Linked DNA regions of Homo sapiens: region 2 is linked to region 1. Evidence: read pairs that join two places in POLR2A ChIA-PET (ENCODE). Cell type or tissue: MCF 10A. All regions are shown on one strand. Links, peaks and the distances in the headings refer to the core of each region. The heading gives the core; the rest is flanking DNA.

What was found. ChIA-PET counts read pairs that join two places held together with the same protein. Peaks named below come from ENCODE experiments on the same cell type or tissue, not always from the same donor. Only the 100,000 strongest peaks of a DNase experiment are listed, where the experiment ranks them.
Region 2: POLR2A ChIA-PET joins it to region 1 with 11 read pairs; 2 of 35 experiments call an interaction of 5 or more read pairs at or near these places.

Annotation. Positions count from the first base shown.
Region 1 is chr4:74,030,808-74,047,241 of GRCh38, forward strand. It overlaps CXCL3 (C-X-C motif chemokine ligand 3), which reads right to left and starts at 7,882. Exons shown (of 4, transcript NM_002090.3): 1 at 7,705-7,882; 2 at 7,483-7,606; 3 at 7,286-7,369; 4 at 5,782-6,470. The coding sequence starts at 7,804. The coding sequence ends at 6,455. LOC105377275 (a long non-coding RNA gene) reads left to right here and starts at 8,138. Exons shown (of 2, transcript XR_938875.3): 1 at 8,138-10,140; 2 at 10,681-11,815. In MCF 10A, for the core only: a CTCF peak has its summit at 7,775 (motif pointing left); a DNase peak (open chromatin) is centred at 7,944.
Region 2 is chr4:74,151,033-74,167,466 of GRCh38, forward strand. It overlaps MTHFD2L (methylenetetrahydrofolate dehydrogenase (NADP+ dependent) 2 like), which reads left to right and starts at 7,086. Exons shown (of 8, transcript NM_001144978.3): 1 at 7,086-7,249. The coding sequence starts at 7,107. RefSeq lists enhancers at 6,225-6,983, 6,984-7,740, 13,754-13,883. In MCF 10A, for the core only: no CTCF peak of the experiment used is centred there; DNase peaks (open chromatin) are centred at 6,979 and 8,249.

The sequences.
Region 1 (16,434 bases), core at 4,897-12,896:
TTGTTGTGCCACTAACATGATATACTTAAAGTTAATGAAATCTACATCTATTTATCTATCTGTTCACTATTCCAAGTCAATGTATTTCACCTCCAAAATCATGTCAGTGGAAATTAATACTGTACCTTAGGAGCTTGCAAGAAGTGGAAATAGGCATCTTAGTTGGCTCTTAGTTGCTGAGATAAGGATTATAGTTTTCTGCTGACCCAGTTTGGACACTTTATCATGTTTTAATAAATAAAATACTTTTCCTTCAGCATTAATAGGAAGCTGTCCAGGCTTTTACTCTCCTTATAACTTAAGAAAAAATAAGATATTTGCTATAATGACTTCCAGATCAAACCAAAATAACGGCTTATGCAAATACTTAGGATAAATAGACCTTCCAAAAATTTACAGTAGTAGCCAAAGGGATAAAATATTTCAAGAATCCGCTTTGTAGAATGACCTATAGCTATGCCCAAGACTTTCATAATAAACATTAGTTGCTTATGTAATGAAGTGTAAAAACAGATTTTTCCCACCTTTAATATATCTGTTCTTATAATTCAATTTATAATAGCCCTATATTTATTTTTCAGAACATTAAGAAAGCAATGATGTTCTACCAACATAATCCAGTCCTTTCTTGTTTTAATGAGTGCCTCCCCCAGCCAAATACTCATCTTATGAGCTGAATGGCAGCTCTATATGCCCAAACATTAAACTTATGGAAACTCCAGTTTTAAATGAATAGAGTCATTGCTAAAATAAAAGTATTGGTTTCTAAATTCCATTTTGAACTAACATATTTACTGTATCCTGCAGCTTTGATTGGCAGTATCTAATATGCCTTTAAAATCCAGAGTTGCTTCTGTATCCTAAGTACAAATGAAACAGCAGGAATGGGCAGGCAGTGTAGTGTTGCTCTAACCATGCTTGCCTTGGGGAACTGTGCCTTACAACTGTGCCTTGGGGAATTGTGCCTTGGGGAACTTGCTTTGGGGAACTGTGCCTTGAGGAGCTGGGCTCAACTCTATTTTGTTGCCATTACTACTACTATAATGCAGATGTCTGAAGGTGGCATTAAATCTCTGGATGCATCCACTTAGTCATTTCAGAACATTTCATCAAGTGAAAATGTCATCCACTTGGCCCAGTCTTTAGTACATTTGTCCTCTCTGCCTGGTTTGAGTCCCTTCTACCTTCTGATAACAGAATCCTGGCTTTCCTTCGGAAACCATCTCCCCATCCTTCCAGTCTGGGTGGTTCAGATAGGTTGACTCTACCCTAAAGCTCCAGAAGTGAGCTGACATCCCAAAGTAGTATTGGCCATTCCTTTCAACCCTGAGCCACCCTGATAACTCAGAGGTGGACAAGTGATCTAATAAGCCTGGCCAAGTCAGAAAAATCCCCTGAGACCACTTTGGCAGGAAATGGCTGGAAAAATCATCCCTTGCTTCCTGCTGGATTATAGCTTGGAGCTTTGCCAGTGCTTTGCATAAAGTAAAGCCAGCACAGAGAAAGGCAGTTAGACCTGCAGTGAGACTGGTTATTAAAGAGAATTTTTGGACTCTAGGATCCAGGTTTATCTCATCTACACAGCAGTCAAATAAAGTAATGCTACTCTCTATTTCAAAGGGTTGTTATGATGAATGTGTCAATATTTATAAAACACCAATATATTTCATAAGGAAATGAAATAATTCCCATTTTCAGTAAGCCAATTTGAGTTGGTTTTTTTAACTGTCTGTACTGACTGCTTGAGTTATCTTTCTAACCAGAAGGGCATTTCAACTTGAATTTAATTCCTCTCTTCATTTGATTCAGCATTTGTATTGATCATTTTCCCAGCATTGTAACATAGGAATGAAATTAGGTGCCATAGATACAAAGACAATTAATATAGAATCTGCTACCTTCTAACTCTCAACACAATACAGGAGATGAATGTACAAATAGAAGATTTTAGAAGGGCCTGGTAAATACCATGACAAACTATGCACAAAGTATTAGGAGTAAGGATGAATATCTCATACAACTCTTATGGGTTAATGAGTGGGTTTCTGAGAGGTGTTACAGAGGTTTTCCTACAAGAAATCGTTACTTATGTGAGTTTTAAAGGATGGAGAGTTTTCCAAGTAGATGGGACAACACTGAGGAATGGAAAACGCTCCAGTAGGAGACAACCAAGTAATCAAAGGCATGAAGATTGGAAAGTCCATGGAAGTCCTAGAAGCAGCAAGTGACTCAGGTAGATGGAGTTCATCCTGTGGGCAGGGAGAGGAGAGCAAGTGAGGCAGGAGGGGCGATCAGGATTCCACATGGGAGGCCATGTGCCTGTAGGATCCTGCTTCTCTGTCAGTTTGGATGTTACCATAGCTGTGCAGCTTTTACGTGTGTCTCATGGTGCTTCCATGTCCCTTGTGGACAGATTCCTTTATTGACTATCTACCACAGGGAGAGTGGGAAGGCAAGAGTAACCTATAGGTTCAATGTATGTGTAGAAAATGAGGAATGGTGGATATTAAATTCAAAAGACATTTACTAGATGCATACAACACAAAAGGGATTGTGGTGAGTTTTGTAAAAGATAGTGGATAAAGCCAAAACTTAAACATGAAATTCTTCTTTGATTCTTAACTTGCACACTTCCTTCTGCAACATTGCTAGTCTTCTAATTCTGCAGTAAAGACATACTGATGATTTCAACAAACTATAATTATTTAACTTTATTGGAAATAACACCAAACACCATCTAATATATAGATGTGAACATCATTCCAAAACTTTTAAAAATTAGCTTTTAGTATAAGCTTTATATTTGCCTTTTCTTGAGATTGTTGTTTAAACTTTTGTGGAAGGTATTGAGTAATTAAATTACATTATGCTCATATCATGTAATCCAAGAAATATAGGAATGCCAAAATTACAAAAGAATATGTCAGAAAAAATACAGGAAATAAGCAAACATCTCTATGGAAACATTTTTATCATACTAGATGATTATATTGGTCATCATGATGACTCTGGTATTATGGAAGCACAATGTAGGAAGTTGAGATGAGTTATAAACCACAGCAAACATATCACACACAGTGTATGAATACATAGTTCAACTAAGACAGTTACAAATCATCCTAAAAAACTTTGATGATCAGAAAAGGTCTTCTGTAATGTTTTAACATTTTGAAATGTATTGATACATTTTTTATGACTCATCTATGTTCTCTTTGGAAAGACAAATGTGATTTATGCAATTGCTGGGTAAATTGCCAATATATGTCAGTCAAACCAAGTTGGTTGCTTATGTTGCTTAACACTTCTATACTGCTACTAAATTTGTGCTGCTTTACATATTAAGTGTTGAAAGAGTTTGTTAGAATCTGTAACTATGATTATATATCTGTCTATTGCTCTTTTTTGATCTCTTCATTTTGCTTTATGTGTGTGTGTGAATTTTTTTTTTCTTTAGAGACAAGGCCTTGCTCTGTCACCCAGGCTGCAGTGCGGTGGCATGATCATAGCTCACTGCAGCTTCAGACTCATGGGCTCAGTTGATTCTCCCACCTCAGCCTCACAAATAGTTTATATAATTTGATAATGTGTTTCTAAGTTCATAAAAGCTTAGGAATGTTTTGTCTCTTGTTTAGTTAACCCCTTTTTATTTTTAACAGTCTTTTTTATCTCCAAGACTATTTCTTTCCTTAAGGCATAATATATTAATTAGGCCTTCATTAGTATATCAATTTTTAATAAATATAATTTATATGAATAGCATATTAATAGTTAAGTAATAAATATATTAATATATCCAGGTCAGGTTTCAATATAGTAATATATCCATGTCAGCCCATTTGTATGTGATATAACACTATTAATTCTTTTAATTTCAAGCAACCTGGTGCCCAATTTGTTTTTACTTTTATTGTATTTTTATAATTGACACATAATTACTGTGCATATTGATGGGGTACATAGTAATGTTTCTATATATAATGTATAGTGAAGAGATCAGGGTAATTAGCATATCCGTCATTTCAAATATTTATCATTTATTTGTGTGGGAACATTTGATATCCTTCTAGCTGTTTGAAACTATTACTTTTAACTATAGGCATCCTACAGTGGTATAAAACACTAGAATTTGTTCCTCCTATCTAGATATAATTTAAAGTGTGTCTCTTTTAAGAAGCATAAACATGTCATATTTATGTAGTCTGATAATCTTTGACTTTTAATTGGAGTGTTTATTCTGCTTAAATTTACTATAATTCTTAATATAGTTGTATCTAAGTCTACTATCTGCTATTATATTTGTCCTATCTTTTGAAAAATAAACTTTTAAATTTGGAATAATTTTAGACTCACAAAAAATTTGTGTGGGCACAGAGAGTTTCTATATCTGACCTTTAGCTCAGTGTCCCGTAATGTTGACATCTTACATACTTGTAGTATATTTGACAAAACTAAGAAATTAACATTGGTACATTGCTGTTAACTAAACTCTTGTCTTTATTCAGATTTCATCAATTTTCCAATAATGTCCTTTTTTCTATTCCAGGATCCAATTCAACATACCACATTGTATTTAGTCCCCATATCACTTTTGTCTCCTTTAATCTGTGACAATTTATTGATTTTGTCTTGTTTTTCATGACCTTGACAGGTTGAAGAGTACTTATGAGGAGTTTTGTAAAACGTCCATCAGTTTTACCACCATAAAAATCAGTTCAGATTTTTATGATGTCCTTGTTGTGATTATACAAAGGTTATGCATTTTCTGGAAGAATATAAATGGAGTGGAAGTGTCCTTCCATCACATTATATGAGGGGGTGCGTAATATTCACATGCCATAATTGGTGACAGTAACCTTGATCACTTGGTTAAGATTGTCTGCCAAATTTCTCCACTGTAATTTTTTTTTCCTTTTTCTTAGTCTTTTCTTTGGAAGCCAGTCACTAAGTCTAGCTACACGCACCTGGAGAGGGGAATTAAGCTTCACCTTCGGGAAGGAGGAGACTATACTCATATTATCAGCAATTCTTCTGTAAAGATGTGTCTCTTCTGCCTTTGATCCATGTGTTGGTTTATTCCTCCATTTCTGTCTTCTTTTGTATTAGTCGGGTATTTTCTATTACACTATTTTATGTCCTTTTTAGATTAAGTCCAAAATTTTGCATTTTCCTTTTAGTTGTTGCCCTACAAATTACAACATTTGTTCTTGCTACAATTTTTTTCTTAATACTTTCTCTAACAATTGAAGAGATATGTTATAGTCTAAACCCACTTATCTCCCAACCTGTCTTTTGTGCTATTTTTGTCATATATTTTACATTACAGTATCTCAATAGGTCATTTTTTTTAATATCACAATTCTTTTTAGTTCTAAGGCAGAATCAACTTTTCTACCTTTTGCTCCCAACCTTGTTAAACGGGAAAGAATTGCATAAGTATTTGAGAAACCGTTTACCAAAAGCATCTAGCAGATCTAGCAGACGCCCATGTTAAAATATCAATAACATTCAAAAATTTGTAAAGAACTAGTTTTGAATAACAAATTGGTCAATGTGAAAAACAGCTAAATGTTATACAAAATTAGAATTATCAAAGTGGTTGGGGGGTAGTATGTACTTTCTAAAAGCATCGGATAGTCCGTTTTGAATAAGAGAAATATAAGGGAAGTGACAGCTAGAAGCAGGCACAGATTTAGATAGAACCTGCAGCCTAACTGTATAACACCTTGGGTGCCTGGGAAGAACTAAAAGTCAAGAAGAATTTTTTGAAAAACCACATAAGCCTTTTTTTTCATAAAACTTTTATTATCATGTCATTTGTACAAATGTAACAGTAATGATAAATTCTCTTTTCCAAGGGAAAGAGAAACGCTGCAGAATGGACATTAAACAAGGCATTATGCCCTACAAGCAAGACATAAAATGTCTAAGGGAAACTTCAGCATAAAAATGTTGAACACATAATGTGAGATAATTTGAATAAATAACAACTGACATTCTTTTTTTAAAAAAAAAGTATAAAAAATAGATGTGTACATACATTCCCTTACCCTAACAGTGATCCACTAATTGCTTGCATTTCAATCCCCCCACCCTCCAGTTCCCCACCCTGTCATTTATCAAGGTGGCTGACACATTATGGTCTCCCACTAAATATTAGTTTAATGACACATTTAAAACCCATCATATTCCAATTAAATAATCAGGACTGAGCTATGTTTGATGAAACACACTCACATCTTTAAATAACAGCATGTAAAATATTAAAATACAAGCTTTCAAAAATAAATACATAAATAAGTAGAACCCTCGTAAGAAATAGTCAAACACATTAAGTCCTTTCCAGCTGTCCCTAGAAAGCTGCTGTTCTCTTTTTCATTTTCAGCTCTGGTAAGGGCAGGGACCACCCTGCAGGAAGTGTCAATGATACGCTGATAAGCTTCTTACTTCTCTCCTGTCAGTTGGTGCTCCCCCTGTGATGAGAAAAGGGTTACTGTTGCAGGTGCTAAGGAAGGCTGCTCTTCTGTCACTCTGAAGTTGCTTGGAGGGATGTCCCCATGCAGACTCTCTCCCAGCCCTCCACTCAGGGAAGGTCTGTCTGTACCCACTGCCTTCTATAGCAGAAAACTTGCACTCCTGAATGCTTTTTTTTTTTTTTTCAAGAAAGAAGTGGCTGTGGACTCAACTAGATTCTTGGTTTGAAAAAGCCAAAACATATTGGTCACTGATTGTCACATTGGGTTAGAAATGTCCATTCATGATCTCCCTTAAGCTGCACACAACCCTATGAAATAACTACCATTATCTACCCTATTTTGCTAAAGCTCAAAGAGATTAAATAACGTTGACAGGGATCCTAGCCTTGAACTCACTGAAGGTGTTACTGCAAAGTTTCTGCTCTTCACCAAGAAGGCTTACAGGCCCAAAGTGCCCAAACCAGACATTGCATTTTTCAGGTCTGAAGCCCATTAGGGACTGAGGTAAACGTCCCAAAACAGGCAGGGGGCATTTTGGCATTGTTAGTCAAATTTACTTAGTATTCTAGAAACCCACATTTACCCTCCCAGGGGTTAGGCCTGGAAATGGAAGACACTGAAATACTGAAATATCCTCTGGCACCAGAGCAGATTAATAACCTTAATGGCAACTTTAATTGTGAAAATAATAATCACAATTTCTAGTCCTTCAGCTAACTCTTGGGGTTCCCTGATTTTATTTTTAGGGGGCAGATGCCAGTATTTCTGACCAACGGCTCCAGTCGCCTGTGTATATGGAAATTACAACTCACTTGTTCAGTATCTTTTCGATGATTTTCTGAACCATGGGGGATGCGGGGTTGAGACAAGCTTTCTTCCCATTCTTGAGTGTGGCTCTGCAGAGAGAAGGGAATTCCGTGAGACAGGAGGTCGGGCTGGGGACAGGGTTGGGGCAGCGGGAGAGTCGGGGACCCCAGCGGTGGCAGCGGAAGCGCGGGGCGGGACTTACATGACTTCGGTTTGGGCGCAGTGGGGTCCGGGGGACCTTACATTCACACTTTGGATGTTCTTGAGGTGAATTCCCTGCAGTGTCTGCAAGCACTGGCAGCGCAGTTCAGTGACCACGGACGCTCCTAGGGAAGAATAGACTCGCTGATTGAGCGGGGCTGTCGGCGCGGGGCGCCCACCCCAGCCGCGTCCGGCCCGGGGACCCCAGGGCGCCGGGACCCACCTGCTGCGCGCCGGCTGGCGGCCACCAGGAGCAGGAGCAGCAGCGCCACCCGCAGGAGCCGGGGATTGCTGGGGGCGGCGGAGAGCGTGGCGTGGGCCATGGGGCTCAGCAGACGCGTCGGGAAGCTGTGCGAGAAGCGGGAGAGCTGGCGGGGAGGTGCCTGCGACCCGGGCTGTGTGGCTCCCCAAGATCGGCGAACCCTTTTTATGCATGGTTGAGACTGGAAAGCCCGGAGCGGCCGGGCCAGGGAAATTCCCGGAGCTCCAGATCGATCCGGAGTCCCGAAGGAAGGCGACGGCCCCGCCCCCGGGGTGGAGTCGGATACGGGTAGGGGGAGCCCACTGGTGACGCCTACGCCTCGCCCTCCAGAGTAACCCCCGTGCACTCTGGGACTTTGGGATATTCATTTTCTGCCCCAAATTCCTGGAGAGGCAGTGAGTCCACCTCGCTGAAGATACAGCCTGTGAGGGGGGACCTTAGGTCCCCGATGACCCCCCGCGTACGGGGTAGGGTTGGAGGAAAGAGCTGGGGGGACCCGTGAGAACCAGGACAGGAAAGGCACGACTTCTTTAGAGGAAGAGAGCTTTGTCTCCTTAGTTATCAGATTTGCTGGGGACCCGGAGACAGGCGAGTTTTCCCTCAGCTATCCTCTCTCTATATAGTCTATCCTCTATGTTAACCTCCCGGTCTCTGCCTCTCTCATTTTCGGTTTAGCGTTATTTCATGTACATCTAACATCATGCTCTCTGTGAAAGTACAGCCATCGTCTCGGATTCCAGAGAAGAATGTTCTACTTGTTCCTTGTTTTGCATATTCTCTAATCACACTTAGAATACCTTGTTTACGTTTTCCATTTGGTGGCAACAGATTATCAGTGTCAAAATTTGAATTCAGTGTTAGTGTCCGTGGAAGCCAGGGCTGTATAACATGACCTCTTCTTTTGTATCCTGCATAACGTCCTTCCTCCCTCTGAAATGTTGGAACTTCCTAAATCCCCTGGAGACCTTCTCCCAGTGGGAGGGATTCAGATTTGATCTAGAAATATGACACTGGCTGTCACTCTGAAGCTGTGGAGGGGCTGGGTCCAGCAGGATCATGGGCTCAATGTTTCTGGTTCTGTCTTTGCGAATGACACTAGAGAGTAGGTACCTGGTGTGCAAACACCATTCCCACTGAAGGAGCAAACAGCTGCCTGCTGATGACATTTAAACACCAGATCACACATAAAATCACATTTCATTTACTATAGAATTTTCTGGTATTCAGCACTGGGGGATCTTTCTCTGGAAACATTAACAGGGCACTTTTTTTTCTCGTCTGGATTTTCAGTCTTTTAACCTGACACCTTTGTCCCTTTTTCTAGTTTTAGATAATGTATTTTGATTTGTCATTAGGTTTTAGAGGGTTTAAGTGTGATTCTACAAGTTGGTCTCAGACCTCTTTGAGACGTGGAGTAGGATGGAGGAGAGGAGAAAGGAATGGCATCTGCCTGAAGCACAGGGCTCTACACAACCCAGCTCAAGGGATAAGAGTCCTTGCCCCTAACCAAACACAGAGCGTGCAACTGTGCTGCCTGTATTTAGTTGCAGAGTATCACTTGCAAGTTGTTAAGCCTCTCTGTGCCTAGCCCAAGGTGGTTATGAGAAATGAGTTAACATTTGTAAGAGACAACATGGATTAAGTGCCTTATTAATGGTTGTTAAATAAATAAAATGGACTATTTCCATTTTTAAAAGGCTATTTCTTTCCCGACATTGCCTGAACAAAAACTCAGCCTGCTATGAATTCTGTAAAGGAAAAAAGAAGAATCTAATGGAAAGTTTTACTCCCCAGTGTTTTTCACATTTAAAATTTTCTGTATCCCTTACTGCCACCCAACTCTCCCTGTCTCTAACTGATATAAAGCAGTGTGAGTCCTTAAGAAATCAAAGCACATCCTAGAAAGAAGAATGTTCATATAAACACCACAATCCCAGTTTCCAAAATGGTCTTGTAGTTACTGGTGCTCACGGGTATCTGTGATGTCATTACAATAATCTTGGACAAGGGATAGAAAGGTGTGCTAGAATGTCCTGTTACTTTAAAATAGACACTATAGGTAATATATATGCTCCATTCTTTTTCAATAATTTCCTCTCTCACATCTCCCTGACTACTTAAATTCCTTGAAAGAAAGGATAGATACAGAAAAAACATTGACCCAATGGAGGCCAAAATAGTGTCCCAAATGTCTTCTGCAGTTTCAAGCTGTAATAAATGCTGCAAACTTATAAATGAAAAATAAAGTTCAATTGGGAATTTATAAAAAACAAAAAAGTTAAATGTTTTTAATTTAGGAAGGCTTTCAGAAAGGAAGACACATCTGTACTTTACCAGGAGATGCACATAGATGGGAGGTCATTAAAAATTTGCTTGTTTTTCTTCAGCAAACATAAGGTAAATGATAAGAGCTTACAAGATTCTGGGTAAATGTGGAACATGCTGCTTTTTTATTTAATAACTTCATGCTATGGGCAAGTTAAACCTCTGCACCAGAGACAAGGGGCAGAGAATTTATTTAATGCTCTTCTAAGCATTTTACAAATATTGACTCATTCAATCTTCCAAACAATACTGTGAAGTAGATATTAATTGTTATCTTTATGGGACTTAATGGTTACAAACAAAGGAACTGAGGTACAGAGAGATTAAGTCACTTGCTTAACTTCATACATCCTTGAGGCTGGAAATCAAACCCAGAGAAAATGGCTCTTAACCATTAAACTATGGTAAAAATGCACTGTGATATATAATTAGTACTTTAAGGGGAGGAAGGATTTTTAAAAATGTATTTGTTCTTGACCTAGTTGAATAGCTTAAATTTACATATTTTAAAATGAAAATACATCAAAACGATAATATATCTTTGTAGTTTTGTTTCACTAACAGCATAACTCTCTCCTGTGGCATTGATGTAGCTCATTATCTTTCCTTAAGGTGCCCAATTCTGAAGAATAAAATAGGCACTTTTCCATGGAGAAAGCTGACAAACTACTTCTTTAAAAAAATGGTGAAGATAAACGTCTTCAGTGTGATGTCATATGGATATCATGTACCCACTTGATATGATGTCATAAGAATGGCATAAGCAGGATGCCTCTTTGGTACCACTTCCAAAAATTCATCACCCAAATCTAGTTATGATAAAAAACATTCTTCAAACTCATACTGAAGACTCCTAAAGCTAATCAGTACTCTTCAAAACTGTCAAGGTCATGAAAACAATAAAAGACTGAAAAACCATCACAGTCCAGAGGAAACTGGAGAAGTGACAACTCATTGCAGTGTGGTAGTTTGGATAGGATCCTGGGACAGAAAGATGATATTAATGGAAAAGCTGGTGAAACACAACTTAGTCTGGAGTTTAGTTAAAAGTAACGTGTCATTGGTGGTTTATTAGCTTTAACAGACGTTCCGTGCTGTTGTAAAATGTTCACTGTCAGGGAAAAAGGATGAAGGGCACACAGACACTGTATTATCTTTGCAATGTTTGTAAATTGAAAATTGTCCCAATTAAGTTCATTTTTTTCTAAGTTTATTTTTCTAAATCCATTTAGAATACCACCAAAATGAAATCAGGGCATGTGCATGTTTTACCTGCTAGCTTTCTAGACAGGAAATTGAATTTTGATTTAGTACATATTTGCTCAAATATGAAAATTCAAAATATCTGTTGCCGCAGTTTGGGCAGTTCATCATGCTTCATAGTGTTAAATACTTTGCCTTCAGCATTATGTTTTCCAGATCTCTCATTTAGTTCTTATAACTGAAGAAAATCAGAAAGTGTTTGCTATCATGCTCTCCAGACCCAACACAAGGAGAGTGCCAAGAGAATAATGCAAATGAAACATGTCAAGAGGCCGTGGACATTTGCAGGTTATGCAGAACTTGACTCCTGAGGAAAATGTCATCAGAATCACTTGTTTTTGTAAATGAAGTATAAAGGAGAGGATTCGTTGTTGTTGGTGGTGGTGGTGTTTTTCCCTAACATGCCGCTTGTATCAATGAGATCTTCATAAGCCAAAGCTTATAATGCTGTTGACTACAAAAATAAATTGTCTTGTTAGAGCAAGTGTTTCTCCAAGCCTATTTTCTTTTCAACAGTTGAATGCCAGAATTTTATGCAGTCTTTAAACTTATTCAAGCAAAAATTCTTAAAGAAATGGAAGAATCTTTAAAAATGGAAGCTTTGGTGGCCAAATTCCATTTGCCCTGTAATCATTATGGAACCTTACAAAACTGGCAGACGGTCAAATCTCGGTGCTCACATCTCCTAGGCCACCTGTTCTCCAGTCACTGCTACAACACTAGCTGCCTGCAGATGTCACCTGGAAACTCCTGGCCTCAGCTGAATCAGGTATCTTTCACTTTGTGGCCCAGTGTTTCTCTGTTGCTGCCAGGAAACATCCCTTTCACAAGAGGAACTGGGGTCAATGGATAAATGTTTCCCTCTTTTGCATGTTTTGGGCAGAAATTCTACACCATTTCTCAGAGGGTCCCCAGTAGAATTGAACTCCAGTTGCCCATGTCCTCTTTTCCTAGTTTGTTCTTCCCAGCTTTCAAGTCCTCTGCATTGGTAATATGTCCCCAAATAAATTACCTGCATGGCAGGCTCATGACTCAAATTCTGCATTTTGGAGGAGCCTAAACTTAGGCACTGCTCCATCCTGAGAAATAACCATGCTCAAATAAGGAGGGCAACCCTGCTCTGCCCCAGACTGATTTAGGAACTTCTTCCTCACAATTGCTATCCCTATTTCCCTATACTCATCTCTTCCAATGTAATGACTCTGGCTCAGAGCAGAGAAGAATGAAGATGTGTGAACATGACATTAGATTCCTGAATCAGTCCACCTCCACAGTCCAAGGCCATGGTGCGTGCTGAATTCATGGTCCTCTCTATTTAGCCTCCTGGAGACTGCTTGTCTGGCAGCTTCTCTTTCTTCCGGTACACTTAAAATTAATCTATGCATATAAGGCACAGTGATAGGTTTAGTAGAAGAGACAAAGTTGGATCAAATCCGACTTCTAACACAAAATTCTTCATTTAATCTGTCTACTTTCTTTTGTAATGCCAGATCATTTATTTTTCTGTTCCTGGTATAATAATCTCGTGATATGATCAATATGCAAGTACTTAAAATCATTCATGTAACACTGAGAATCATTCAATATTTTAGCTTTGGTCGGTTTTCTTGGGTGGGGGGTGGAAGAATGGGCAATTATTTGTATTTAAAAGTGTTTTTATAAATTGTTTTGCCTCTTCATTTTGTTAAGATTGTTTCCTAAACTTTCTGGAAGTGGGATTCATTAAATAAATAACATCATGATCATATATTATGAAAACAACAAAACATAGGATTGCCAAAATTGCAAAAGAATAAGGAAATGAGAAAATGTCCCTTGGAAATAATTACATAAGAAGTTTGTTTTGAAGATTAAAACATCCTTATGACTTTAGTATTCTGGAAACAAAATTTAGGAAGTTAGAAGATGAATGTATAAACCACAAATGAAAATAGCATGCATAGCATAAAAACACAGATTTCATCTAAGAAAAGTTTGAGTCATCATAAAAACTTGATCTTAAGTGTCCTAACCATAACTTTTTTTTTTTTTTTTTATGCAGAGTCTTGCTCTTGCTCTGTTGCCCAGGCTGGAGTGCAGTGGTGCAATCTTGGCTCACTGTAAACTCCGCCTCCCAGATTCAAGGGATTCTCCTGCCTCAGCCTCCTGAGTAGCTGGGATTAGAGGTGCACGCCACCACGCCCAGCTAATTTTTGTATTTTTAGTAGAGACAGGGTTTCACCATGCTGGTCAGGCTGGTCTCGAACTCCTGACCTCGTGATCCACCCACCCCAGCCTCTCAAAGTGCTGGGATTACAGGCATGAGCCATTGCGCTTGGCCAATCCATAGTATTTGTCAAGGTTATTTATTGTCCAATTTTTTGGTCAGAAATATTTTTGTTTTGATTTTTTCCTTCTGGGTTCTGTCCTTATATTCAGTAAAGACTTCTATACAATGCTGGTTTCAGAGTTGCTCTACTGGTGTGTTACTGAGCTAGTTCATTGATTGACATTTTTGAAGTAGTTAAAGACAAAAAATACGGGATCCAATTAGACATGGTGGAAATTATAGTGAAAATGGGGAAACAAGAGCTTGGTTGTGTGTCATTACTACTGTATGTTATACATAGAAGTAAATGTCTTCAATCAAATAATGTTTAATGTGCTCATATTAGTATCTGTGTATGACTGGAGCATGTGGGTGGACAGGTTCTTAACAGAATCCCTAATAGTTTCAAATGTGAGTCTAATTAAAATATCAAACAAGTCACTGACAGGAAAAATAGCATAAGGCCGTTGGAATGTCTATGACTAACTTGGTGAGACCTGTGAGCCTAACAAGATCAGGAGTTGGGAAAATGGTGTCTTTAATGTTCAATCAACTTTCTGTTAGCTGGGTGCCTTATCCTCAGTACCCACCTGCGCTGTTACATTACAGCACTAACTGCGGTATTATTCCTCTTCATGTAATAAATATTTGACAAACATTTATTTAGCACCTACTCTACCTGGCATTTTTCTGAGATCCGGAATGAAGAGATGAAAAAAGCTTGACACTTACTCCCTGTTTTAAAGTAGAAAAACAGTCAGATAAATGAATAATCACAGTGCAACTTAATAGGTATTCTGATGGACATAAGTACAAATTTCTTTATGCCTTGTTTCCTAGTAGTTTCTATAGTCATCCTTAGATTGAAAAAAAGACTGATTTTCCAACACAGCTGATAGGTAAAACGGATTTTTTCCAACTCTGCTTGTTGTCCGCTCTACTTTCAGTTTTTATTGCCTCTAATTACGGCCTCTGGATAATGATATAATCCCCATGTTGTGTCTGACTCAGTGAAGAAATAAATATTTGGAACATTTACATCCAAGATGTATTTACTTTTCTTCTTTCCTTTACTAGGAAGACAATTAAAACAGGCTGTCCATCACCACATGTCCTGTATGTTTTATAATCTTATAGACACACTGGTTGACAAACTGTGGGATTTTTAATTTCTGTAAACTTATGGGGTGCATGAGAAATTTTGTTACATGTATGTAATGCATAGTGATCACATCAGGATATTCAGAATGTCCATCACCAGAGTACAATACATTTTTATTAAGTACAGTCATCCTATGCTGCTATCAAACATTAAATTTATTCCATTTATCCTACTGTACATTTATACCCTTTAACTCACTTTTCTTCATCCTTTCCCTTCCCTCCCTTTTACCCTTCTCAGTCTCTTATCTATTTTTCCTCTCTCTGCCTCCATGTGTTCAAATTGTTAGCTTCCACATATAAGTTAGAACATGTGATGTTTGTTTTTTAGTGTCTAGCTCATTTCACTTAAGACAATGACCTCACATTCCACCCATGTTGTTGTAAATGACATAATTTCATTCTTTTTACGGCTGAATAGTATTCCAGTTGTATATATACATACTTGCTTTATCCATTCTTCCATTGATGGACAATTAGGTTGATTCCACATCTTTGCTATTGTGAATAGTCCTGTAATAAATACGTAAGTGCTGGTATTCATTTGATATATTATTTTCCTTTTGGTAGATACACAGAAGTGGGGTTGCTGGATCAAATGGTAATCCTATTTTTAGTGTTGTGAGACATTTCCATAGTGGCTGTACTAGTTTACATTCCCAAGAACAGTGTATAAAAGTTCTCGGCCAGGTATGGTGGCTGACGCCTGTAGTCCCAGCACTTTGGGAGGCTGAGGCAGGCGGATCATGAGGTCAGGAGATGGAGACCATCCCGGCTAACATGGTGAAACCCCGTCTCTACTAAAAATACAAAAAATCAGCCGGGCGTGGTGGCAGGCGCCTGCAGTCCCAGCTACTTGGGAGGCTGAGGCAGGAGAACGGCGGAAACCTGAGAGGCGGAGCTTGCAGTAAGCCGAGATCGCGCCAGTGCACTCCAGCCTGGGTGACAGAGCAAGGCTCCATCTCAAAAAAAAAAAAAGTTCTCTTTTCTCTGCATCCTCACCAACATTGTCATTTTTTTGTCTTTTTTAATAATAGCCATTCTGACTGGGGTAAGATTATACCTCATCGTGAGCTTTATTTGCATTTCTCTGATGATTAGTGATGTTGAACATATTCTCACATACCTGTTGGCCATTTATGTCTTCTTTTGAGAAATTTCTGTCATCTCTTTTGCCCACTTTTTAATGGGATTATTTGTGGAGTTTTTTTCATTTTTGTCCTGTTGAGTTGTTTTAGTTGCTTGAATATTCTGGTTATTGGTACCTTTTGGAAGAATAATTCACAAATATTTTCTTCCATTTGGCAGGTTGCTTCTTCTCTCTGTTGAGTATTTCTTTTGCTGTGCAGAAGCATTTATTTCAAGTAAGTGCAGTGTGTTTATTTTATTTTTGTTGCCTGTGCTTTTGAATCTTAGTCATAAATTATTTGCCTAAACCAATGTACAGGAGAGTTTTGCCTAGATTTTCTTCTAGTATTTTTATAGTTTCAGCTCTTATATTTAAGTCTTTAATTAATTTTGTGTAGTTTTTTTGTATATGGTGAGAGATAGGGGTCCAGTTTCATTTTTCTGCATGTGGCCATCCAGTTTTCCTAACACTATTTATTGAACAGTGTATCCTCCCCTAAATGTAT
Region 2 (16,434 bases), core at 3,732-11,731, 120 kb after region 1:
TAAAAAGTTGAACAGAGGAATTAGAAAAAAGACAATCATTGTAACATTGGTTATATATTGACATGTATATAGATATATACAGTATATATAGTTAACATTATATTCTAAACCAGGTGCACTTTTTATACAGTTAATGGTATTATAAGACCACAAATAAACTATCAATAAGTTATTAAAATATGAAACTGGTAGTCACATTAATTATCATGAAATAAAACTTGGTAATCAATTTTTCAATAGAATCCACCATTCATTGGAAAATTAAAAATTATTTTCTCCTTATTACACAGATTCAAATCAAAAATCAATTTTATAGTTACAGAAGATTGTATAAATGACTAAAATGCAGACATTGGGATGAGTTCTCTGTACCTTAGCGATGTAGCATGCAAACTTTTCCAGGAGAACCTTAGATTTAGAAAAGCACTGCAGTTAGAAGTGTGGGCACTGGTTTCACACTACCTGAGACTTGAACTCCACTTTCATCACTTGATAGCTGTAGGTCTTGGCAAGTTATCTAGCCTATTTTACCTGTTTCCTCATAGCTTCATTGTGGTAAGGGTTAAAAGAATAACTTCTGAAAAGTGTTCAGCACAGCCTTGGCACATAGCAAATTCAGGGAAACATATGCTGTTATTATTATATTAAATCTTCCCCCATTTGACTAAAAAACTGAGATATTTTATTGGGTATTGGATTAATAGATTATTTTAGTGAAAGTCGACATATTTACAATATTAAGCATCTTGGTCTTTCTATTAATTCAAGTCTTTGCATACATTACTCATCACAGTCTTAATGTTTCCTTCATAGGTTTTCCAAATTTTTATTGGAATGTCCCTACAGGTTCATTGTTAGGAATGCTATTAGCTGTTGATCTGAAATATTTTTATATCTAGTTTATTAAATGTTATTAGGAAAGGTTATTGAATTTTATCAAATACTCTTTCTCTTATTTTCCATATTTATGTGATATATGAACTGACACACTTCCAATATTATCCTAATTAACCCATCTTTGTATTATCGTTTAGTTGTGGTAAAGTTTTTCCTTTTATAATACCATCAAATTATATCAACAATGTTTTCTTTCATATCCTAATAATTACATTTATCAGTTATATTGTTCAATAGTTTTCTTTTTTTGTATTCTTTTAAATTGGGTTTGAATATAATAAAAATACCTGGGAAATTCCTTCTCTATGATTTGGAAAGATTTTTAGTATGACTTATCATATTTTGAGGGCATAAAAAAACTCTGCTTTAGGAAGCTTTATAGTTGTATTTGATTAGTAGCTTCTTTTCCATTTCTGTCTGTTTTGGTTTTCTACTTCATGAATCAATTTTAATAATTTATATAAATATCAGGTTTTTAAAACACATATGCTGTAAAGTTGTTTATATTTTTATTGAGAATTCCCTTACAGAAAATATGATTTGGAAGAGCTCATGGAAAATTTTCTTTGACAGACAAGCACAATACTTTTTTTTTTACTTTAAGTTCTGGGATACATGTGCAGAACATGCAGGTTTGTTATATAGGTATACATACACCATGGTAGTTTGCTGCACCTATCAACCCATCATCTAGATTTTAAGTCCTGCATGCATTAGGTATTTATCCTAATGCTCTCCCTTCCCTTGTCTCCACCCCCTGACAGGCCCCAGTGTGTGATGTTCCCCTCCCTGTATCCATGTGTTCTGATCGTTCAACTCGCGCTTATGCATGAGAACATGCAGTGTTTGGTTTTCTGTTCCTGAAGTACAAACTTCTTTAAGAGCAGCTAGTGACAAGCAGGATACATCAATCTCTTAGTTTAATTTAAAACAAAAACAAAAAGAAAACACTCTGGGACAGAAAATATAATGATCTTAAAATATCCTAGGGAACTTGCCTCTTCTAGCTGATGCTGCCAAGCTAAGCTTCTTCAGCTCATTAGCTTCTGCTTCATCTCAGGCAGTAGCTACCCATGTTGTTTATTGCTTTGGCTCCACTCCTGGTTTTCTGGATCCTTGTTTATTCCTTGGCTGTGATTTTCCCTTGACATCTCAGTTTCTTAGTAAGCTTATCTTATGAATGGGCTTCTTTGCTATTCTCTGGAGTAAGCTATGCATCTGTCTGTCATTATGCAGTACCAACTCTGGTTGCCTCACAGCAACCTACTCCAACTTTGGTGGCTTTTGATGCCAGTGCTAACTGTTCACATTCTGATAATCATTTTGAAACATTTTGTTACAACAATGAATGCTATATAGTGAAAAGATAACTGACGATATAAATGGAGCCTATTAAATAAGATGCCCCAAGCAATGTCATGGACACTACAAATAATTACATGGACGCATATATCTCTGTGGCATAAAAATGTATTGTACTCTTTAAAGCAACTTCCAAAATTTTCATTGGAACACTTAAAATAATCATGGGAGAAAGTTTTTATTCCACATTAGCAACTAGCTTTCTTTCTCTGTAATTTTTAATCATCCCTGATTTAACTCAAAGGAATTCAATATTTGTTGAGTAGGTATTAGAAGCACATTGAGGATTAAAACAGGGAAAATATATCAGCTTTACCTTTTTCAGTTCAGGAGGAAATATTAATAAATAAATTAATAACTACAAATAGAGCAATAAATAAAACTTGGATAAAGTCCACCTTTAAAGATTCTCTTCTGGTATTGATTCTAATATATACCTACCCTGGCTAGATAGACATTTTAAAAAATAGACTTTATTTTATAGAACAGTTTTAAATTTACGGAAAAATTCAGAAAATAGTACTGAGTTTCCCATATGTCACACATCTAGTTTTTCCGATTATTAACATCTTACATTATATGATAAAATGAATCTATATTGATACATTACTATTAACAAAAGTTTATACTTTATTTAGATCTTCTTCGTTTTTCTGTAATGCTGTTTCTCTGTTCCAGGATCCAATCCAAGATATCACATTATATTTAGTTGTCATGTTTTTCTAGGTTCTTCTTACTTGTGACAGTTTCTTAGACTTTCCTTGTTTTTGATTGTCTTTACAGTTTTGAGACATACTCTTCGGGTATATTGTAGGATGTCCCTCTGTTGGGATTTAATTGTTTTTCTCACGATCAGACTGGGGTTACAGGTTTTGCAGGAAGATTGCAGAGGTAAAGTACAATTCTCGCCACATTATATCAAGTATCCATCCTATCAGTATGATATATTGGTGTTGATGTTAATCCTGATCACTGTCTGAGGTAGTGTTTGTCAGGTTTCTCCATAGGTAAGTTACTCTCTTTTCCCATTTTCTAAACTGAACTCTGAAAGGAAGTCACTATCATCAGTTCCCATTTAAGAAGTGAAGAATTCTACTCCTCCTTCAGAGTGGAGTATCTACATAAATTTTAGGAATTCTGCATCATGTTTCTTCTCTCCCATATTTATTTATTTATTCAATCACATATTTATTTATATGATTATGGGCTCATGGATATTAATTTTATACTTCGGGTTATAATCCAACACTACTTTATTTTACTACTCAAATTGTTCCATCTTTGGGCATGAGGAACCCTTTCAGTTGGCTCCTGTCCCTGACATATCCCCATCAATGTGGGATTTATTTGAGTTCCTTACTTTCCAGAATTACACGATGCTCTAGGATCATCTAATATATTTCCTGAGCCTAGAATCAGCAATTTTTCCAAGGAGTCCTGGTTCCTGTTATTGTAGAATGACATTAGAAACCAATATCTGGGCTGAAGGTGTGCTTATTGCTTTCGGGTGTTGTTTTAGGCATTCTCAGCTGGCAAAGCAAATAAATATATGTATGTAAACTAACTCCTGAATATTCATACATCTATAAATATTTGTATATGTAACCATCTGTATTTGTATTAAGCTAAAACTGATGTTCCCAACTCTAATCCATTATCATATGGATTATTCTAGCCTCCTCCCATTGCTTATCTGTAAATTGCCACTCCAAAAATGAGGAACCTGGCTCCTATCATCCACTTCCATTTAAATAACTGTTTAATTCTGGTATACATGTATAGTCATATCAGAATTGGTAATGTAAATCAACAACTTTATTAACTAGAGCACAGTGCCTATGTGCAGTTTCTTCTATTGTTAGATTTTTAACCTTGCAATTCCAGTTATTTAGGTCAGCACCTTTTCCGCAGTCTTTCCCGTGAGATTGTTTCATATAAGTGTAATACAGTTAGATTATCTTGTCACAACCTTCATTCCTTCCTGGAAACCACCAACCTGCTAAATAATGTATTTTTTCCATTCCTCACAGCACATTTATTTCAGTAATTTTGTTATGTCGGTTCTTAGCATGAGTACAGTGTTACATGATTTTCATGCATATAATCACATCCAAAACAAGTTCTAAACTTTACACTGTAAACATTCTCATCATATGTAGAAATATTTTAATTGGTGTATTAAGTTTTGCTAACTGATCAAATTTGGAAGATATAAAATAATGTCTATTCTAAATTGTGTAGTGAGAATTGTTTGTTAATTACATTTCTACAATGTTAAATAAAGTAATAGGCAAATCTGTCCTGAAAGCATGTCAAACTTTAGGTAAAACATTAAAAAAGAAACAAATCTGTTAACAAATGAATGTCTGCAATAAAGAACATTAGATTTTTAAAATCTATTATCATACAAAAATATAAAGGGTAAATAGAATCTTTGTTGATAAAATATGAGGTAGCATGGATTCACCCCTTTATTGTCTGAGAAATGCAACAGGAGTAAAGAATATTTCCTTACCACAAATAATTTTCAGGATGATGTACATATTTCTTTTTGAAATACTTGTTTAAACAAATGTCCCTCCACTTTTTAGTACTGAAAAAGCCATTCCATGTGATTTAAAAAAAAAAAAAAACACTTTTACACATCTAGATAAAATGTGTAAAATGTTTGTATGTATTTAGAACATACAAACAAAATTTAATATCTTATTTTTCTATGCAAGTCTTGTGGAGAATAAACAGAGTCTTGATTCTGATAACACTGCAGAAAACATAATTTTCCAATGTGAATAATATTTTTTAATATGGTATACTTTGTTTCCCTCTTCCTGTTGTAAAGTTCTGTAGGTTTTGACAAATGCATAGTGTCACGTGTCTAACATTACAGTATCATACAAAATAGTTTCACTGTCCTAAAAACCCTCTGTGCTACACACTATTCAAACCTCCACCCTATCTTCTTAACCTTTGGCAACCACTGATCTTTTAACTGACTCTATAATTTTGCCTTTTATAGAATGCCATATAATAAAAATCATGCAGTATGTAGCCTTTTCAGACTACCTTCCTTCACTTATCAGTATGTATTTAAGATTCATCTACGTCTTTTTATGGCTTGGTAGCTTGCTCCTTTTCACTGATGAATAATATCCCATTGTATGAATATTTCACCGCTTATTTAAGAACATCTTGGTTTCTGGAGAATATGAATAAAGATGCTATAAACATTCATATGGTGGTTTATTGCAGACATATTTTAAAATCAGTTGGGTAAATACATAGGAACATGGTTGCTGGATTGCATGGTTAAATGATATTTAGCTTTGTAAGAATCTGCCAAACTGTCTTCCAAAGTGACTGAATCATTTTTTTATTCACCAACAATGAATGAGAGTTCCTGTTGCCACACATCCTTGCCAGCATTTCGTATTATCAATTTTTTGGACTTCAGCGGTTCTAATGGGAGTGTAGTGGTATCTCACTGTTGTTTTAATTTGTATTTCCTTAATGATAAATGATATTGAATATTTTTCCATTTTTTTTGACCTCTGTATGCCTTTTTTGGTGGGTGTTTTCAGATCTTTTGCTCACTTTTAACTGAGTTGCTTTTCTTTTTTCTTTAATTGTTGAGTTTCAAGAGTTCTTCGTATATTTTGGGTGTAAGTCTTGTAAAAATGTTTTGCGAATATTTTCTCCCAGTATGTGATTTGTTTCTTTATTAACAGTGTCTTTTGCATGGCAGAAGTTTAAATTGTTTTTTTCTTTTATGAATTGTGATTTAAGTGTTTTATCTAAAGTCTCATTGCCAAACCCAAGGTCACCTAGATTTTTTCCTGTATTTTCTTCTAGGCTGCTTATTTGTGTCAAATGGATTTAGATCAGCCAGGAAAGAGTAGGGTATCCCATTCTTATTGATATGATTTTAAAGAGCATATTTTCTGACAGTCTATGATTTTAAAAAACAAGTTTTCTCAGTAAAAGTGCAGCTATGAAAGACGTTGTTCTGACTCAACAGCAGCAGCCTGACCTTGGGAGAAAAGTTGTTTCCTGTTAACTTCCCAGCTGGTTTTATCTGTGACTGTTTTTTGTGTGTCTGTCTTAATTTGCAAAATGAATGGACAGTCTAATGTTTTACTTTTTCAGAGGGAGCAGATATTTTGCTTCCTCACCACACAAGCTCACCACACAATGCAGGGTTCTTAGCCTGCATCGACTTGATCATAACTCAGGAAAAGACAGATATTGGTCAATATTTCCTTCCAAAAGTGGAGATGATAAAGTAGAAGTATAGAAATCCTAAAGTCCAGACCTTCCTTGTTCAGCCAGGTTTTGCTCCTTCTCCACACACCTTTGTTCTTTTCTCCAACTTCCAAGGAATCTCACAAAGGAAGTGGGAAACAATGAACCTATTACTTCTTTCCTGCTTTAAATCCAATTCCACGTAGTCACGGAGACTGTTGGGCAGGATCTCTGGCTTGGTGGAAAGTGGGGCGTGCTGCCTAAAGTGATAGTTTGGAGGCCTTCTCTGTGCCGTCGCTATGGGAATGCCAGCTATATGTTGGCTGGGTGCGGGGCCCAGTCGCCAGGCCACACTGCACGCTTCCACATCCTCAGAGGGCCCGGGACTTGGGTCCTGGCCCCGCCCCCTGCGGACCCGGCACTCTGTCAGTTCCGTCCCCGGTCCTGGGAACCGCTCTTTACCCCACTCTGCGTGTCTGCCGGAACCTGGCTGGGAAGCGCTACTTGCTGCCCTGCCAGCCCGGGTGAGGGCGGAGCCAGGCCTCCAGCCGCGAGGACTGGAGTCGCGGGAGGTGGAGCCCCAGTCCGGAAGCCGGGGATCCGCGGCCATGACGGTGCCGGTCCGCGGCTTCTCGCTGCTCCGCGGCCGCCTTGGCCGAGCGCCGGCGTTGGGCAGAAGCACAGCACCCTCCGTAAGGGCACCGGGAGAGCCCGGGAGTGCGTTCCGGGGCTTTCGGAGCAGCGGTGTGAGGTACGAGGGCTGCGGGCGCCGGGTGCGGAGCCGCTGGCGGTGGGAGGTCGGCGGGGGCGCGGGCGGCGCTCGCGCGCGTGGGGCCCAAGGCTCGTGGGCGGCCGCGCGGCGGCGGGCTGGGTCGAGGACAGCCTTGTCTGTGAGGTGGCCTTGCCGGTCGCGCGGGCGAGTCGCAGTTGCCTCAGCTTGGGGAACGAAAACGTGCTCTGCTCTGGGCTCTCGCACCAGAATGTTCCATCTTTGCAGCAGGTGCACTTGATTTAGGAAGACATTTGAGGCACTAAGAAAAGGTAGTATAAAAACACGTGGTCGGCTTGGTCAAACATTTGTTTTTACTTTGGTTATTTTAGTGTTTCGTAAATAAAGGAGTAGGCGTTGTGCAGATGACTTACTAATGTTTGCGTTTCTGAATTCCTTTGTTAATAGTGTTGTCTAAGTCTTTTCCAACTCTAAAATTATTTATGGTTTCACAAAACCAAATATCAATCCAGATTTCTCAGTCTTTTCATGTATGGCTCTCCCTCCCTAAACCTCTGTCAGGTGATGAGACTTAGATTCATTACATGTCTTGGTTGCTGGCAAGAACCATGCAAATACAACAGGGTACGCACTCTTCTATCTTATGCTTTACCAGTCTTAGTTGCAAAATCCGTCTTAACAAGATGAAAATATATCTTCTTGACCCAGAGCTTGTGAGTCCAGAAGAGCCTCTGTTTTCAGACTTTCAGGGCTTCCAGAAATGCGCTTTCATTGCCATTTTACGTCCAAAATTGTGTCTCACTCGAGTTTTTGTATCCGCCAGTGCCCAGCACAATCCCTAGAAAAGCAATGACTGGTAACGTGGAAACTTAGATACTGTTTATTTAATTTAAATCAGTTAACTCCCTATTGTGTACATTTAGATCTTAGTCTCGAGTGTCTGAATTTAAAAATTACTTCCTATAGGATTTGCTTTGGACATAATTTCTTGTGACTAGGTCTTCCACAAGGATATGTGAGAAAATAACAGTGAATCAGAGTTGTGTAAGCTGTAGTAGGTTGGGTAAGAATGTTCCACTTAGTTTGGAACTACCAGCTAGATCTACTACCTAGGAAAAGCAGATTCTGTAGAATTCTATTTGTTTTAAAGAATTGAGGAAATTATTTGCCGTCACTCTAAATTACTTGTTTGTATCATTATTTTTTGAATTTCAGTTGTTTTAGGGGTGCTTTTCAGGGTGAGGATAACTTGTTTCAAATAGTACAACTTGATTAATTTCCCTGTCAGCTTGCTGTAAACAACTCCATCTCCCCATCTTCTCCATGACCTGCATACATTGAATGGAAGTCATTACAAACAACAGTTACAACCCCAAAATTTGGTTGTAGCCCCTTGCTTTGTACACACACACCAACTCATGTAGAATTCAAAACTTTTAAGTTACACATAATGACCTCTTTATAATTTAAAATAGTTGAGTGCAAAGGTTTTGGAAAGCTATTATCCCTATGCACTGTAAGAGTTACTAATTTCAGCCCGGCTGCTTTCAGTTCCACTTGATGCAGATTATAGTTATAAAAAAAGTAATATATTTTGATAGTTTTTATTTTTTAAAGAGGGCACTAGGCAAGTTAAGATAAGGCGGGGGTTTTGACGCCCTCTTTGTACTGAATACCATCTCTGAAGGTGAGGTTGGCCCCAAGGTTGAGAAACACCTGTGGACTGGTGGGTCTCGGGTGGGGAGGAATTCGGACAGTGTGTTGATGCTTATTGGTGTCTCTTTTCTCTTCTAGGACCAGCAGAGAGAAGAGATTCCATCTTCCAGAGGTTGCCACTGTCTGCCTCCCCACTTGTCCCCATCCACAGTCATCTTTTTTATATATATAATGACACATTAGTTGTCTAGTTCTTCATAGTTAATGTGGTTTAAGTCTGACATCTTTTCTTTTGCCATGAAATTTACACCTTAGTGTTATTCTCACTGAAAATTGCCTTTGAGTTTGATAAACTCTTATCCCAGTGATATTGACTGTTTTAAATTAACAGATTTATCACCATTTCTGAGCTGTGTAGGGCCTTAATTGAAAAAGTATCTTTGATTATTTTTTCACATTTTGGCCACATGCCTATAATAATGGAATATTTACAGTACTTTTTAGTGGAGAACTTTTTTAAGTAGAATTTCAATAATTAATGTTTGATGGAGTTTGGAAGTTACCGTATTTTGAAGTATCGTTTAACATTCTTCTCTCAATGAGTTTTCCTTTAAAATTTGCAGTGAATTTGTTTTCCTGTTTATGCATGAGAATTTAGGTCTTATTAATTGGGGGAAATTAATGTTAAAGTAATAAATAAGCCCTTGTTGCAGCTTATTGTTTCTTGAAATGAATTAACTATCCAGGCAAAAGGTTAAAAATGAAAAAAAAAGTCTTTGTAACTAAATTTTTCCCATTTTGTTGTGGTATTTGAGGAGTTTACAAATCAAAATGTCCTGGGTTAAAAGGCATCACATGAGTTTGTGCCCATTGCTTTTCAGTGTGAGGAGTCTGATAGCAGCCCATCCCATTTGGGTGGGAAGGTTATAGACCTTGCACATTAATGCCATGCTCAAAGCAGATTTGCAGGTATCCTGCAACACAGGGACTTTCACAAAACCCGCTTTGGCTTATTCTACCTGAACTACTTATTTTAATTAACTAAATGGATATCCCAAGCATTCCATGTTTATCCTGTTGCTCAGTGAATCCTCAAATCGTTAATTTGGTAGATTCTCTTTTTTGTCTTCATACTATTATTTCTTTTAGCTTTTAAAAAAATTGTGTACTGCCTACAGGTCTTTATGGAAGTTTCACCTTTCTTTGTGTCGCACTGGCATCGGCTGTATAATTTTTGCAGCTAGACCACATTTTAAAAAAATCTACATTTTTGGAACTAGTAAAAGATACTTATTTGTGTTATTTAAGTATTCACGTCTTTTACCGTGGGTAGTTAAGTTTAATAATTTAAAAAGACACATTTTATCAGTAACAATGTTCATTTTATTTTTCAGACTCTTCCCTCTACTACTTACTCTGTATTTCTGTCTCTTCTAATGACTAGGAAAGGCAGTTTCTCAAAATCATCTTCTATTTAGTTGGCAAATGTGATAATGTGGGTAGTGTTCCTACCTTCCTGCTGTATGTGTTCTACTGAAATGAGATATAATAGCCATCTGGCTACAATTTTGATTTCTAAGAAGTTCTTATGTCATTTTAAATTCAAAAACTAAGTGTTTCAACATTTGGTCTCTCATATCTTAAGTTTTATTTTCTTTGTTCCAGCTGTTCAGAGATAGTGTGTTCTAATATCTCCACAATCAAGATTTTTGACTAAAATGGATCAGTACATGAAAAAGAGGGACTAGTATTAATTTTAGATCTTGTTAGTTAATCATGGTCTTACTAATAATTTGGCAAGTTCTTTAATGAGCCAAATCTTTGTATTTCAAATGCCTTGAAGTTGTTATTCTTTCCTATTAGTACCCTGATGGGAGGATGAAAACAGCAGAAAGGAGCAGCACCAGATGATCTTTTCATGGGCACGTACTCTTTCAAGGAATCCCATGGAGCTCAGTGAAATTACACTTTGGCTTAGAGATAATTAAGTTGTGGAAGGAGGTTTAAGAGAGGAGCTTAGGTGAAATTTGAGCTGTAAATGAGTATGCTAAATTAAAGAAATGATTAGTAATAAATGAGATTTGCTATTAAGAAATTCACTTTGGATCTGAGACAACATTTTACATACAATGTAGAAAACTTTATGGTCAGAACAGAACACAGTCTGAACCTAAATTAACAGTAGTGTTAAAGAATTCAGGGCGGGATATTATCCAAGAAGGCCTAGCCAGCTGCTCCACTTAATGTTACATCACAAGTGGTTTCTGTGTTGCTATTGTTTTTATTAGCATTTCAATGACTGTGTCATATTACATTAAATCAATTGGCTCTAACTTACCTAACCATCTTGCTGCTTTTTATTGTCTAGTTCTTGGAAAATATGTAATAATTTACTCTCAGATTGAGGTCATGTCCTTGTCAATGTCATACCAACCAGGTTTGTTCACTGCATCATCTGAACGCTATGTAGGTTTCTATAATTAGGCTCATTAGAGTGTTCCTAGATCCAAAGACTATCTAAAGATCTAAAGATTCATAATTCTAAAGTGAGGGTGTGTGTATAGTTTACAACAGATGTTCTCTCCCCACTTTTTTTTTTTTTTTTTTTTGCTGTTTGTGATTAACTGGAACTGCAATGAATGCCATCATGCTTTTAAGGAATTCAGTTGTATTGTTGAAAAATACAATTTTCTTAATATCTAAGGAGCTCTTAGTCAGTGGTAAGCACTTTGCTGAGATTTTGCATATACAGTATGTCCTTCGATCCTCACAACAACTAAAGGAAGTAGATAGACACTATTACTATTCCCAGTTAACAGATTGAGAAATTGAGGCTTAAAGAAATTAAACTTGTCAAGTTGACACAGTAAATACATGGTGAAGACAAGGCTTGAACCCACATCATCTTTCCGGTGTTCTTCTCTACAAGCAGTTTATAATTATTGACTTATCTTACTTTTTCTTCTTTTTGAAACATTTATTAATATTAAATCTCATACAACTTTTGTGAATCTAGAAAGCTAATTTTGCATGTAAATTTTAAAATTATTTTGTTAGATTCCCTCAGTTTGAGATGTTCTTAACCTGGGACCTTATGGATAGAATTCAGAGGATCCATAAACTTGGATTGGAGGTTACTAACTTCTGATAAATTGAGCATTTTTTTTTTTCCATTGTTAGTGTTGGCAACAAATACATAATATCATCAGTACATGTGACTTGCTAATATAATTTACAGATATTTCAGTATCACAAAGTTGAGGCAGATACCACAAAACATCATCTGCACATCACTATTTTGTTATGGTAGTTAGACCTACCACTAGATCCTGTTATTTAATACTTTTAAAAAAAAGCATTTGATAATATTTCAGTAAAACTGGTTTTCCTTGTAATCTGTATTTTATATTGAATGTTTAAAAGGATTGTTCTGAGAAAGAGTCCACAGGTTTCAGCAGATAGGCCAAGAGCTTTTGTGGCACAAAGCTTAGCATCTAAGGTTCTTTCTGACAAAGTTAGTTTGAAAACAATGGATATTGTTTAGTACAGAGTCAGAAAGTTAACTAGTTAAAAAACTGGATACGAAGAAGAGTCATATATAATGAAAAGGTATTTTACTTTTTATTGATTTGCAGATGTAATTTCTAGTAAAATTACTTCAAGATGTGAATAGGGTACTTGGGGTATGAAACAAATTTTTTTAAAGAGGTCATAAACTTAACACTTGCAGGTATTCATTTATTTTAATAACACACTTCAAAAGACTCCCTATACTGGTGATTGGTTTTATTCCCTATGGAATTTTGCCCTGTTTTTGGGGGGTTTCATTTCTATTGTACAAACTCAAGACATCGAAGATATGCCCTAAGATATAAAGCAATTAAACTGTATGTTAGGGCCTGGGTAGAGCTTGGAATTGTTAATCATTCTATTAGGATTTTTCGTCTTTTTTTGTTTGTTTGTTTTGTTTTTTGTTTGAGGCAGAGTCTTGCTCTGTCACCCAGGCTGGAGTGCAATAGCACGATCTTGGCTCACTGCAAACTCTGCCTCCCGGGTTCATGCCATTCTCCTGCCTCAGTCTCCCAAGTAGCTGGGACTACAGGCGCCCGCCACCACGCCCGGCTAATTTTTTGTATTTTTAGTAGGGACGGGGTTTCACCGTGTTAGCCAGGATGCGTCTTGATCTCCTGACTTCGTGATCCGCCCGCCTCAGCCTCCCAAAGTGCTGGGATTACAGGCGTGAGCCACCATGCCTGGCCAGGTTTTTTCAACATTATAGAGATAAAATGGTTCATTGCAGCTCTAGTTGAAGTCGTGAATAAAGATGAGATTGAAACTAAGATATGGATTTGCCAAGTATACGAATTAAATAAACTCTTGATCTTGACTAGGTTTTATTTGTTGGTAAGCTACTTTTTTGTGGAAGAGTATTTTGATACATAGAAATAATCCTCCCCCTTTGTTATTTTGCTCTAGTTTATTAAATAAATCATTTGATTCTAATAAGCGTAGATAAGGTGGTTAGTTTATTTTCTGGAAGTACAAGTAAACAAGCCCATGGAAACAGCACTAAGTGCTGAAGACTTTCTGCTCTCATAATGTTTCTGGTTATCGAAATATGTCTCCATCTGTAATTTAGCAGAAACTAAGAGAAAGAGCCACTTTTGCAAACCAGCCCATGAACTTTTAGCCAAATCCTCTTATGTAATGTAAGGTCAACAAGAGAGTATTCCCATTATATAGATGAAGAAATTGCATGCCGTTGAGAGAAGCTAAGTGACTTGCCTAACTTTATTATTGCTACTAATGGTAACCCAGAGCTCTGATGCTCAGGACTTCTAATTTCAGGTGAGTAGTTTGTACTACATAGTGCTGCCCTGCTACTCACTAGCCACCACCTCCCTTCTTTAATTTTTGCCTCCTGATGAAGCCACATTTCGTGGCTAGCCCAGCAGTAGGCTGGGCTTTTGGAAGGGAGGGCACCTTTTCTTGCCTTTAGGGGAAGGTCATTTCTGCCTTTGTGGGAAACCACCTGAGCAAGTAATGACAGGGCACATCATGTAAACAATATCTAAGGGGTCAAATGGATTTTATTTTTGATATGCATTAATGGCAAGGTCACTATGTAATTTTTTTGGCCAAACTAGCACATTTTTTAGAGTAAAAAGGGGCACGAATGTAATGAAAATTATATATTTGGAATATCTATTGGCTTACAAATATATTAGTGAACTTATAGAATAGTTTCAGACCATTTTCAAAATTAACATTTTAAAAGATAATTTATATCCTTATGTGTTAAAATAAAAATTTATATTACATGAACATTCAGCATGAACAATTATTCCTGGTGCATATTCACATGCTTGAATCAGTTTCTTAGCTGTATCTTTTAACACCTTGATCCTGATAATTTTCTGAAAAAAGTTAATAAGATCTTATGCTTTGTTTATTTTTTTTGAGACAGAGTCTTTCTCTGTCACCCAGGCTGAGTGCAATGGTGTGATCTTGGCTCACTGCAACCTCCGCCTCCTGGGTTCAAGTGATTCTCCTGCCTCAACCTCCCGAGTAGCTGGGACTACAGGTGCATGCCACCACGCCCAGCTAATTTTTCTATTTTTAGTAGAGACGGGGTTTCACCATATTGGTCAGGCTGGTCTTGAACTCCTGACCTCGTGATCCACCCGCCTCGGCCCCTCAAAGTGCTGGAATTACAGGCGTGAGCCACTAGGCCCGGCCCTTGTGCTTAATTTTAAAATTAAATTTTCTGCAATTTTCTTAACAGTTGCAAATAGAATCTTTGCTTTAGACAATGGTTATTTTAGTTTTAAAGGTACTGTCTCTATAGATGCTGAAACACCACATAAACTGCTAAATGGAACAGTCTTAATTCTACATTTTGCACATTGAAATGGGAAGATATTTTAGCCTAAATATTTTCACAGGTGCTATGTTGGTGTATCTTTTCAAAGTACTTTTCTTTGACAAATATTTAGATAAAAGAAATAAGTTGTTTTTGTGTATGATTTTAAAAATAGTTTACCATATTTAGATAGGGGAAAATTAAAGTTTTTCTCAATTGTATTCCAATGTTTTACAAAATGGTAATTTATTCCAGGAAATTTTATTCAACAAAAAATATGAGTTCCATCAGAAGATTATTCTCAGACATTGAACTATTTAAAATTGCTATTATAGATGTATTTATTTACTAATTCTGCTGTATACAAAGTTCCACAAACTAGCTAGCTTGAAACAGCAGAAATCTGTTTTCACACTGGAAACAGTGGAAGGAGGCTGGAAGTCTGAAATCAAAGTATCTGTAGGCCCACACTCTGTCGACTAGCTTCTGGTTATTGCCAGCAGTCCTTGGTGTTCCTAAGGAGTTTGCAGCTGCATAACTCCAGTCTTTGCCTCTGTTGTTAAATGGTTGTCTTCCCTCTCTGTCTTCACTTCCCTTTTTATGTGTCTCTGTGTCTTCTCTTGTAAGGACAGAAATTAAAATTACTTGTGCATTGTTTGAGCTATGATTTTTTAAATTAGTTTACTTCTTCCCTTCCTTTTGAAGAGATAAGGTTTCTGTTTGTAAGCTTTGGTTTCACTGATTACAATTCACTAAAAACTTTAAATCTGAAGGTGTCCCTACTCCCATTTGGTCTGTTTGTTGAATATGTTGATTAATAATGACCAACAACTTTTGAAAAAAATGCAACAAGTGTTGCCCATCCCAGTGCCAGGCCAGCCCCCACAGACACAGCTTGTAGGCCAGTCCTTGCAGACCCAGGCTCTAGGCCTGCACTAATGCCAGGGCAGCATCCAAAGATTCCAGCTGAGCCTCTGCAGACTTAGGCATCAGGTAGAAACTCATGGACCCACACTGTAAGCCTGCCCCAGTACCAGGTCAGCTTCCATTAATTCAGGTCCAAGCCTATCCCCAGGGACCCAAACTCTGCACCCAACCCCATGGTTCTAGGTACCAGGTCTTCCCCTGCAGATCTAGGTACCAGGGCCATTCCAGAGGACCCTGGGCAAGCCTAGTCCCCACAGACTTGGGACCAGACCCATTCCAATGCCAGGCTGGTCCCCATGGACTCAGGCTCAAGACCTACCCCAGTGCCAGGATGGCCCCTATGAACCTAGGCTTCAGGTCTGTATTTGCAGACCAAGGCTCCAGGACTACTCCTATATACCCAGTTGACAGCCCACCCCAGTGGACCCATGCACCGGATTAGCCCCCTGTGAGTTGAAGCATTAGGCCCACCACCTGCTGACCTAGGCATCACCTGCCAACTAATCCAAGGGCTTTAGCAGCAAGCCCACCCATGGGCCATGCCGGATGGCCCATCAAGAATCTCTAGATCCACTGACTGGTGAAGGGCTTTCCCTGCTGAAGCCAGTTTAGAAAGACTGGAATAGGCGCCTACTTCTTCAAGCGATAGACAGCAATGAAAGGCCACAGGCTTGTGAACCATTAGGGAAACCTGGCACCACAAAAAGAACAAAATTAACAATAATTGACATAAAGAAATGGAGAGCTACAGGCTGCCTAT